2 separate regions of the Homo sapiens genome follow, and region 1 is linked to region 2. A link is a loop called in an ENCODE intact Hi-C map of the cell type or tissue named here. Cell type or tissue: HCT116. All regions are shown on one strand. Each heading gives the region's core, and the rest is flanking DNA. Links, peaks and the distances in the headings are about the cores only. Region 1 holds the start of C1QL4 (complement C1q like 4). Region 2 has its middle 6.0 kb from the start of PRPH.

Region 1 (5,371 bases), core at 251-5,250, 50 kb after region 2:
GCTCAGCCGCGACGCTGCCAGGGCCAGCAAATCTTCCTCACTCTTGGGCGCAATGGCTGCCGGGGCCGGGGCTCTCCGCGGGCCAGGAGGCGGTGACCCGCCTTGGGCCTGGGTCTGCACTCCCCCGACGGCTGCCCCCCGCTCCCCTTACCCTGCCTCTGCGGGCTCCAGCCGCGGCGGTGCCGCTCCCCAAGCCGTCCGTCAAGGGGAGGCCCCTCGTGGGTTACGTCAGGGGCAGCTCCCGACGGTCCAGAGCCAGTGGTCCTCTAGTACCCTCCCGTTCAGTCCTAACGATCCTGGGCACCTGAGATCCGCGGCTTCTCGGACGGCTGGTTTCTTAGGGATCTGAGATGCCTGCTCTCCAGACTGCTGCTCTCTCAGGGATGGCGCGGTGCCTGGGTCCCAGACTGCCCAGATAGACCACTCCCTGATGGAGAGGGGACTGCTCCCCGCGCTCCGGACGTCCCGGGCTCTGAGCTGCGGGTGCTGCTCACCGGGCGCGATCTCCTAGTAGGTTTTGCGCTCTGCCTCTTGGCAAGCACCGACTCACCTTGCTACCCCTGCCGCGGCCCCAGTCCCTGCTAGAGCCCTGGCCCGCGCCTCTCTCCTGCGGGCGCGGTCCCTCTCCGCCTCCCTAACCTTCCTCCCCTCCCTCCCGGGCGCGGGTGGTATGAGGCGCCGCGCGGCGGGAGCCACTATAAGCGGCCAGAGGCGGAGCGACCCCTGGTGCCCAGAGTGGGAAGTGCGGGGGCGGGGCAGGCAGCGGCCCCCACCCACGTCCTCCCCGCCTCCCCTCCACTCCCCCACTGCCCCTAGGTTCCTTCCCGGCTCTGAGCGGGTTCTTCAGGGTTTCGCGGCCCCCGCTGTATCTTTACTTTTACCCTTTACCCGGAGTTTGGCATTCTCAGAGGCCAGAGGAAACCCAAAACAGCGATGGGATAAAGAGGGGTCAAGATACAAACACGCAGAGAAGACAGGGGTAGATTCCCGAGCTAAAATGAGGGGGAGGGACCTCACAAACAAACAGAAAACAAAATAAGAAGGGCTAGAAAAGATAGAAATTCACCACCCCACGCACCTCAGCGCCCGTGACCGAATAACATGGTAAAGGATTCAACTGATACTAGTTGGCCTGAACTGGAAAAGGCAAATCTCTAGCCAACCCTACCCCCACCCCTCAGTATTGGGGCGCGGAGCGGAGTGTGTGTGTGTGTGTGTGTGTGTGTGTGTGTGTGTGTGTTTGTGTGGAGAGAGAGAGAGAGAGAGAGAGAGAGAGAAAATAAGAGAACAGATCAGCCCGGGGGAGCAAGCAAGAAACCGACAAGAAAGCAGAGAAGGAGCGACAGAAATCAAAGAGAAGGAAAGCTAGATAGAGATGCAGAGACAGAGACAAAGCTTCGAAAAGAGACGGACTGACAGCCCCAGAGGGGGAGAGGGAGAGACAGAGACAGAGGAAGAGAGACAGAGCCGGGACAGGTTGACAGATCGAGAGAGAAATGTAAATGGCGCGCTGCAGAGAGACACCCAGGTCCGTGTTTGGACTCCAATGTGACATATCAACTGTGGGGAAGATGCGGGGGCAGGGCGGCTCTGCCAGCAGTGCTAGGCTCTGGGCCTGTGCATTGTGACAGTGTGCTCCAAAGTGTGGAGGTGGCCATGGGATCCTGGCCCTGTGTGTCCCTGGGTGAGTGCGATTGTGGATTGTGTGTTGTCTTTGTGTATGTATATGTGAGGGCTGTTTGAAGGGAGGTATTTGTATTTGTCTTCCTCCTAGTCCCTCAATTTGGAGCCCACAAATGCCATTTTTCCTACCTTGGGACTGAGAATGAAGGACTCTACTGGACAGAGAGGAAGTCAGAAGACAGCTGTCTTCTCATTTGCCCTGCCCAGCTCAGCCCAATGCCACCCCTGCCCTGGTCCCAGACTTATCCAGTCCCAGGAGTCTCTGCCCCTTCCTCCTTCTTCAAGAGTTTGTTGTTAGATGAAACCCAGAGAAGTTGGATCCCACATAATGGGTATTTGGGTGGGGGTTGAAGTTGGCCATGCAAATTAATGTAAGTAAAATGCAGATTAGGTGCTAGGCACCCTCCTGTAAGAGGGGACTGTATCTGTCTTTCCGAGCGGCCAAGACATTGCTAGACACAGGCATTGCTAGATCAGAGTCCAGAGAAAAAGCTACTGGCTGCATCCTCTCTTAGGGCCTGGGCCTTCTGGGGAAAATGTCTTGCTCACAGGGACCCCAGAGGCTAGGAAAACAGGTTCTAGGACTGGTAAAAAGTGGGGGCATTTGGAGACCCTGGAGGTGAGCAGCTGCAAAGGCCTCTTAGAGACCAGGATAAGCCAGGACTATCATGTATGGGAGAACATTGTGTAAGATGGAGGGCACAGGGCACACCAGGGCATGATTATTGGATGGAGAGTGATTTCCTCCTCTCTTGTTTTCTGTACTCCTTCCTTGCACCCCCGACCCCCGCCTCATAATGATGCTGGGAGAGAGAGGTTCCTAAGGCTGGGCCTGTGTTGGGGGTTGGGGGAGGCCCCTACATGTCTGCAAGGAGTGGGAGAGAAAGGATTGGCAGTCAGTGGGGGAGGGGCCTCCTCCTCCAACCATAAATACAAATTTTATTCAAGGTCTTTGTCGCCATTTGTCTTCCTCGGGGGGCTGAGGGCCGTGTCAGCCCTCTGCATGTCTAATTCCGGATCTGCTCCCCCAGGCTGGATGATGGATGGATCAGAGAGCAGGCCCAGGCTCACACCAGCCTCCCCTGCCTGATCCTCAGGCCCCATCCACCCCAGGTCCTGACTCCTCTCCCTCCCTTTTCCCTCCCTCCACTCACCAGAGACCCCCTCTGCCCAGCCACACTCCTCACTCCACTCATTCTACTCACCAAGGTCCCCTTTTTAAGTCCCTCACCTCAGCCCCTTTCAGGTCCCAGTCCTCTTCTCTCTAGAGCTTCCCCTCTCCTCCCATCCCCAGCCCAGGCTGTGAGATGTGGTGACCAGCAGGGCTGCAGGCAGCAGCGGATCTGTGTGGTCGGGGGAGCCGGCTTGGCTCACGGGGAGCTGAGGGGCCAGCTCCATGAATTTATTCATGTTCTGTTGCTCTTTTCCCACACTCTGGAATGAAGCTGCCAGCTCACCAGGTCCTTATTGCTTCCCCTGCAGCTGCCACATTCTGCCAAGAAGGGACCTGGGTGGGGCCAAGGCCAGCCTGTGCACCTTGGGCCAGAAGCCAAGTGTCTGGGCTCGAGGCAATGCTGGGGCCCAGGCCAGGGTCTGGGACAATTTTCCCAGAACTCCTCTGGCAGCCAAACTGGGAAGCCCCAGGGAGGTGGTATGGTTGGGAATGGGAAGTAGGTAGAGAAGGGTGTGCTGCAGGACAAAGAAGGGGCAGTGGAAGTGGGGGGCAGAGTTGGCAGGGGGAGCGGAGAGGAGAGGAAGCCTTTAACAGTTTCCTAGGCTCCCCCACTTAAAGGTTAATGCAGCCTTCAGACAGACCAGTCTGTCCTTGACTCTGCATTAGCCTTGACCCTAACCCCTATTTATATACTCGACTCCTCTTCAATCCTAAAATGAATTTTAACTCCATAAACTGACCCTAAATGGAATGCCTCCCTCACCTGTCCTGGAACCCAGGGGGATCCCCAGAATCCCCCCCAGGGCTATAGCTAGGTGTGTGTCAGAGTTCTGAGGACCAGACTTTGGATTAGCATGTGATTAGCATATGATTTGCATGTGATATGTGCCTTCTACTCTGTGGAAGTTTTCATGTTAAAATTTTATGAAGTCTAGTGGAAAGGTCCTGGCTCCTTGAAAGTTCTCTCTTTTTGTTCCTTCTCTCACACTTACTGTCACTGACCCAGACCCCCTCAAGGGAAGAAAGGGGGTGAAGAGGTGAGCAATAGAGGGCCCTTGGGAGGGAAGGCTCCAGCAGCATGATATGCCTGCATCACTTGAACGTGCCTCAGTTTCCTCATCAGTAAGAGAAGAGAAACCTCCTCGCTGCCTGACATTTTATCAAGATCTAAGGAAACACTTTTTTTTTTTTCCTTGCACTCTCTCCTTCCTCCCCTTCAGGGCCCGTCACAGTGTGGTTCTCCCTACTCATTCCCACACTCTGGCTTTCAACTCCCACATTGAAGATCACATGGATCTGGAAGCAGCCTGGGTTGCCTGGTAGCAGTCCTCTAGTATGAAGACAAGGGAATCCACGTGAGAGGACAGGGGACGGCATGGAAAGGGAAACAACATTATTGAGTCCTTATTGTATTTTAGGGCTTTAACATGCAACTTCTCGTTGCATCCTCACAGCACCCTTTAGAGTTAGATCTATTGTCCCCATTTTAAAGATAAAAAAACTGGGGCCCAGAAAGGGGAAATGGCTTGTCCATTATCACCCTGTAAGGGATAGTCCTGGAATTAGAGTTATGACCTCCTGGCTTCCTTCTCAGTTCCCTAGAGGAGACAAATGGCACCCAAGGCAGTGGAAGAGTGAGAGAGGCAGGCCAGGAGTGGGCAGTGAGATTTGAATGGCTTCCGGGAGCCTTTTGTATGTGAGGCCAAAAGGGTTGGGTCTTGGCTCCGTGTATCCCCCAACCCCCACCCTGACACTGTTAAGCATGATGCCCAACAGGTGCTCAACTGTTGGCTAAAGGATGGCCAAAGTTAGTTTCAGAGAACAACCGTCCAGATGGAGGAAGAGAGGGCAGAGAAAAAGGAAGGCAAAGGAAAACGAAGCGAGTCAAGGAAAATTTGCTTAAGGGACAAAAGGGAAGCCTGAAGCCGGCTGTTCTCCGACTGCAGCTGGGAAAACCGTCCCAGCCCAAGAACCTGCTCATGGTTTGCCTCCTTGCAGAGACTACCCTCCTGCCTCTGCCATCACGGCCAGGCCCAGGGCTCCCACTCATCAGCCAGTGCCTCTGGCACCAAAACTCAGTGCAACCTTAAGTTCAAAGTATCGCACCAGGGTCCACAGGGCTGAAGACAAGCTCCTGGCTTCTCAGAGAGTGGGTAAAGACTGCTTCCAAGGTGTCTGCCAGGTCAGAGCTGTTGCTGACTTACTTCGGCAGCCCTCCACCCCTGGCCAGGTGCTGCTCCTAGCCTTTGACTCCTCCACCTCCCTTTGTGCCCCCCTCTGCCTCCACCGCTTGCCAGCTCCAGCCTCCAGTTAATGAAATGTGGGGATCGGCTGCACAGAGAGCTGTCAGACCCCTCATTTCTCCTCTGGGATATTGACTCCGGGTCTGGGAGACCCACAGGTGAAAGGAGGCGGGTGGGGTGCGGGAAGTTGAGGTAGGGGCGCATACTGATGAGAGCCCCGAGACCAGGAGGTAGTGCTAAGCTCCAAGTCTCGAGGGCTCGGCTAAGCGAG
Region 2 (5,371 bases), core at 86-5,085:
CCTTGATTTTGGACTTCTGGACTTCAGAACTGTGAGAGAATACATTTTTGTTGTTCTAAGCCACCAAGTTTGTGGTAATTTGTTATGAAAGCTCCAAAAAACACCAACAAAAAATGATATAAACTTATTATTATTATTATTATTATTATTATTTTGGCATTAACTTTTTTTTTCTTGTATTTTTAGTAGAGACAGGGTTTCGCCATGTTGATCAGGCTGGTCTCCAACTCCCGACCTCAGGTGATCCGCCCACCTAGGCCTCCTAAAGTGCTGGGATTACAGGTGTGAGACACCGTGCCTGGCCTTGACCTTAACTTTTTAAAGAGTCTAGGACTAGTTGTCTTATAGAATGTCCCAACTCTGAAATTGTCTTCAGATTGACCTTTTAAAATCCTAAATCAGGGCGGAGCAAGGTGGCTCATGCCTGTAATTCCAGCACTTTGGGAGGCCGAGGCGGGCAGATCACTAGGTCAGGAGATCGAGCCCATTCTGGCCAACATGGTGAAACCCCACCTCTACTAAAAATACAAAAAAATTAGCTGTGTGTGGTGGCACGCTCCTGTAGTCCCAGCTACTCGGGAGGCTGAGGCAGGAGAATCACCTGAACCTGGGAGGCAGAGGTTGCAGTGAGCCAAGATCGCACGACTGCACTCCAGCCTGGCGACAGAGCGAGACTCCATTTCAAAAACAAAACAAAACAAAACAAAAATTATAAATCAGATTAAGTCATTCCCTGCTTCAAACCCTCTAATGGCTTTTCATTGCATTTAAAATAAACTCTTTACTCTGATTTTAAAAGCCTCGTGATCTTTGACTCCTTGCCATGCCTCTAACCTCACCTTTCCCGCTCTCTTCCCTCATCTGCCTCGCGCCAGCCTCACTGAACTTTCTGCAATTCTTCAAACATGCCAAGCTCATCCCCAGCCTTACCCTTCTGCTCGGGTGATGACTGAATACAATTCATGATTTTCAAGTCCTAGATTGCATGGAAATAGCTATAAAGAATGTTATTGGGGCAATTGAGGGAATTTGAATATGGGCTGTGTATTAGATAATACTGTTATATCAGTGTTAAATTTCTTTTTTGTTAGTTACAAAATTTTTTTACACAAATAAAGGCAAATCGATGTTAAATGTCTTCAGTGGGCTAATCCTACTGTGGTTATGTAGGAAAATGTCCTTGTTCTTTGGAGTTACATGCTAATGTATTCAGAGATTAAATATAATGATGTCTAACACTTCCAGAGGAATTGTGGCAAAACATTGACAACTGGTAAATCCAAGGGAAGGATATATTGGTGTTCATAGCAGCATTCTTTCAACTTTGTCCTGGGTTTGATTTTTTTCAAGATAAAATAGAGTAAAAGATGGACAATTTAAAGAAAAAATATCTTAATCCAGGAATACTTAAAAATCAGTAGAGCATTTGTCAATGCCCTTCTAAAGATTCAGAAGATGTGGGTAGGACCCAGGGGCCTGCCTTTTCATGGCCCGGGTGACCCTCAGGCAGCTGCCCAGGCCACACTTTGAACAGGTTCACTGAGCACTCTGCCCTTGGAGTGTGGCTTGCTGGCACAGCCCATTATTTCCCATTCTCCAGCTGAGGAGCGGCTGGCTGAAAGATCAAGCAGGCGGATGGAGACGTGATTTTACAGTGAGGGTGGAACCGGAGATTGTGGGCACAACAGAGAATGGTGAGGAGTTGCGGAAAGATTTTGTCTTCCTGCCCTGTCTTTTGGCTTCTGGAGGAACAGAGGAGGCTCCTAGAACTCAGGGAATGAATGGAATGAGGGCTCCAAACTCCTCATACCAGTGCTTCTCTGACTCTATTTTACACTCCCTTGGATAAATGTCATCTGTAAACAAACAAACAAACAAAAAAAGAAATCACAATAAGTTTTGAAGTATTCCCCAAATTCCAGTGTTCCAGGATCCTTGAGTCTTGAACTCAACATAGATGCAGACTGAACACGTCAGCACGTCATTCTGACTTCTGACCAGAAGGTGGCAGCAACATACCTCGCTTTATTTTAGGGGCCACCAACAAAGAGATTTTTTGGGTGCCTCACACGCATTCAATTGACCTAGGTCCCGCCGCAGACACCACGGACAAAAAGATCAGTACGATCTTATCGTTGCCCTCAAAGATCATATTGTCAGGGAGCGGAAAGTCAGAGGCAGACATATAAACAGATTACCAGTTACTAGCTGTGTGACCTTAGGAAAGTTACTTAACCTCGCTGTGCCTCAGTTTCTTCAACTATGAAGTGGGAATAGTAATAGTACCTATGTCATAGGGTTACTGTGAGGATTAGGAGTGATTAAATAAATGTGTTAGACCTAGCACTGTATCACTATGTGATACAGTGAGAGAAGGGATGAGCTGGCAGGGATGCCCACAGTGCTCCCTAACTGGAAGCAGTGGAGCCCCAGGTGGAGATAATGGGAAAGAGTTCCACTCTGGTAAAGCCACTCTGTCAGTGGGGACCCTGCAGCCAAACTGGGCTGGGAGAGTCTACCTTCAAAAGTGTGGTGCTGGATCCCTTCCGGCTGAGGCTCACCTTGGGTCCTGCAGGCATAGAGTGAAGAACACCAGCAGGGCCACTCAGGGCCTGATCAACCAGGACGCGCCCTTCCAGAGGAAACCACCACTAGCTCACTGTACAAGCTCAGACATGCAACTTGGTCCCTCTGAGCCTCAGGTCTTACCTAAGTGATGGGGAAATAGGACCACAGGGACCAAGGAACAGTGCTGAGTTCCACATCTGGGACATCGCAAGAGCAACTATAAAGTCAGGCAATTCAGGAGCAGCGAGGACTTGGAGCTAGGGACTCAAAAATAAAGCTGGGGGGCCAGGCATGGTGGCTCACGATTGTAATCCCAGCACTTTGGGAGGCCGAGGTGGGTGGATTGCCTGAGCTCAGTAGTCTGAGATCAGCCTGGGCAACATGGTGAAACCCCCTCTCTACCAAAAGTAGAAAAAAATTAGCCAGGCGTGGTGGTGCGCTCCTGCAACCCCAGCTACTCAAGGACTGAGGCAGGAGGATCGTTTGAGCCTGGGAGGCGGAAGTTGTAGTGAGCTGAGACTGCACCACTGCATTCCAACCTGGGTGACAGAGTGAGATCCTTCTCAAAAAATAAAAATAAAATAGGCCGGGGGCTGTGGTTCATGCCTGTAATCCCAGCACTTTGGGAGGCCAAGGCGGACAGATCACGAGGCCAAGAGATGGAGACCATCCTGGCCAACATGGTGAAACCCATCTCTACTAAAAATACAAAAATTAGCTGGGTGTGGTGGCGTGCCCAGGATGTAGTCCCAGCTACTTGGGAGGCTGAGGCAGGAGAATCGCTTGAACCCCGGAGGCGAAGTTTGCAGTGAGGCAAGATCGCACCACTGTACTGCAGCCCGGTGACAAAGCGAGACTCCGTCTCAAAAAATAATAGTAGTAACAATAATAATAATAATTAATAATAATAATAATAAAATAAATAAATACATAAAAATAAAATAAAGCTGGGAAGACAAAGGAATCCTGGAGAGGACCCTGGACTTCACCTAGGATGTGGAGTGGAGGTTTAGTTTTTTAATTTTTATTTTGTTTTGTTAAATTTTTTAATTTTTATTTTTGAGACGGAGTCTTGCTCTGTCGTCCAGGCTGGAGTGCAGTGGCGCAATCTCGGCTCACTGCAAGCTCCGCCTCCCGGGTTCACGCCATTCTCCTGCCTCAGCCTCCTGAGTAGCTGGGACTACAGGCGCTCGCCACCATGCCGGTTTACTTTTTTGTATTTTTAGTAGAGACGGGGTTTCACCGTGTTAGCCAGGATGGTCTCGATCTGACCTCATGATCTGCCCGCCTCGGCCTCCCAACGTGCTGGGATTACAGGCGTGAGCCACAGCGCCTGGCTGGTTATTTATTTATTTATTTTGAGATAGGATCTCAGTCACTGGGGCTGGAGTACAGTGGTGTAGTCACAGTTCACAGCAGCCTTGACCTCCTGGGCTCAGGTGAGCCTCCCACCTCAGCCTTCCAAGTAGCTGGGACTACAGGTGTATGCCACCATGCCTGGCTAATTTTTGTGTGTTTTGTAGAGATGGGGTTTCTCCATGTTGCCCAGGACTGGTCTTGAACTTCTAGGATCAAGCGATCTGCCTGCTTTGGCCTCCCAAAGTGCTGGGATTACAGGTGCGAGCCACTTCGCCTGGCCTGGAGTGGAGGTTTGTGTCAATCCTAGACCCGGAGAGGCAGAGACCCCAGCTGACAGATGCAAGTATTAGGGATGTGCTGAAGCAGAGGGTAAGGCTGGGAGGAGCTTAGCATGTCTTTTTTTTTTTTTTTTTTTTTTTTTTTTGAGACAGAGTCTCACTCTGTCGCCCAGGCTGGAGTGAAGTGGCGCGATCTTGGCTCACTGCAACCTCTGCCTCCCGGGTTCAATAGATTCTCCTTCCTCAGCCTCCCAAGTAGCTGGGATTACCGGCGTATGCTACCACGCCCGGCTAATTTGTTTGTTTGTTTTTTGAGATGGAGTCTCGCTCTGTCACCCAGGCTGGAGTGCAGTGGCGCGATCTCCGCTCACTGCAAGCTCCACCTCCTGGGTTCACACCATTCTCCTGCCTCAGCCTCTCCAGTAGCTGGGACTACAGGTGCCCGCCACCACGCCCGGCTAATTTTTTGTATTTTTAGTAGAGACAGGGTTTCACCATGTTAGCCAGGATGGTCTTGATCTCCTGACCTTGTGATCCGCCCGCCTCAGCCTCCCAAAGTGCTGGGATTACAGGCGTAAACCACTGTGCTCCACTGGCATGTCTTTGTTCTATGACTGTTCTTTGGCCAGCCATGGATCTCTTTACTCTCCCAATCTCCCACTCTCTCTTGCCTACATGCCCTCCTAATCCAGCTTTGAGCCCGTGGCCTGACATTTAATAGCACTCTTGGCCAGGCGTGGTGGCTCACGCCTGTAATCCCAGCTCTTTGGGAGGCCGAGGCAGGCGGACCATTTGAGATCAGGAGTTCGAGACCAGCTTGACCTACATAATGAAACCCCGTCTCTACTAAAGTACAAAAATTAGCCAGGCATGGTGGCAGGTACCTGTAATCCCAGCTACTCGGGAGGCTGAGGCAGGAGAATCGCTTGATCCCAGGAGGTGGAGGTTGCAGTGAGCTGAGATCATGCCACTGCACTCCAGCCTGGGCAACAGAGCAAGACTCTCTCTCAAAAAAAATTTAATTTAATTTAATTTAAAAATAGCACTCTTGCCAGTAACCTAAACTTCGTTACTCACCTTCCCTGCAAACCCCTGAACACATGCAATAGTTGTTTCTCTTCCAGCCTTCATCAGAGCAGCCAAGGGAGGCAGGAGGAGGAGGAGCG

What was found. A loop is a pair of places that touch in the nucleus more often than their neighbours do. Peaks named below come from ENCODE experiments on the same cell type or tissue, not always from the same donor. Only the 100,000 strongest peaks of a DNase experiment are listed, where the experiment ranks them.
Region 1: it touches region 2 in a loop (11-fold over the local background); 86 of 110 quality-filtered maps call a loop at or near these places.

Annotation. Positions count from the first base shown.
Region 1 is chr12:49,336,517-49,341,887 of GRCh38, forward strand. It overlaps C1QL4 (complement C1q like 4), which reads right to left and starts at 672. Exons shown (of 2, transcript NM_001008223.2): 1 at 1-672. RefSeq lists an enhancer at 1-67 and a silencer at 436-845. In HCT116, for the core only: a CTCF peak has its summit at 728 (motif pointing left); a DNase peak (open chromatin) is centred at 750; H3K4me3 peaks cover 1,076 bases; H3K27ac peaks cover 956 bases.
Region 2 is chr12:49,286,508-49,291,878 of GRCh38, forward strand. No RefSeq gene overlaps it. Among named protein-coding and RNA genes, the nearest start is that of PRPH, 6.0 kb to the right of the region's middle. In HCT116, for the core only: a CTCF peak has its summit at 2,012 (motif pointing right); a DNase peak (open chromatin) is centred at 1,983.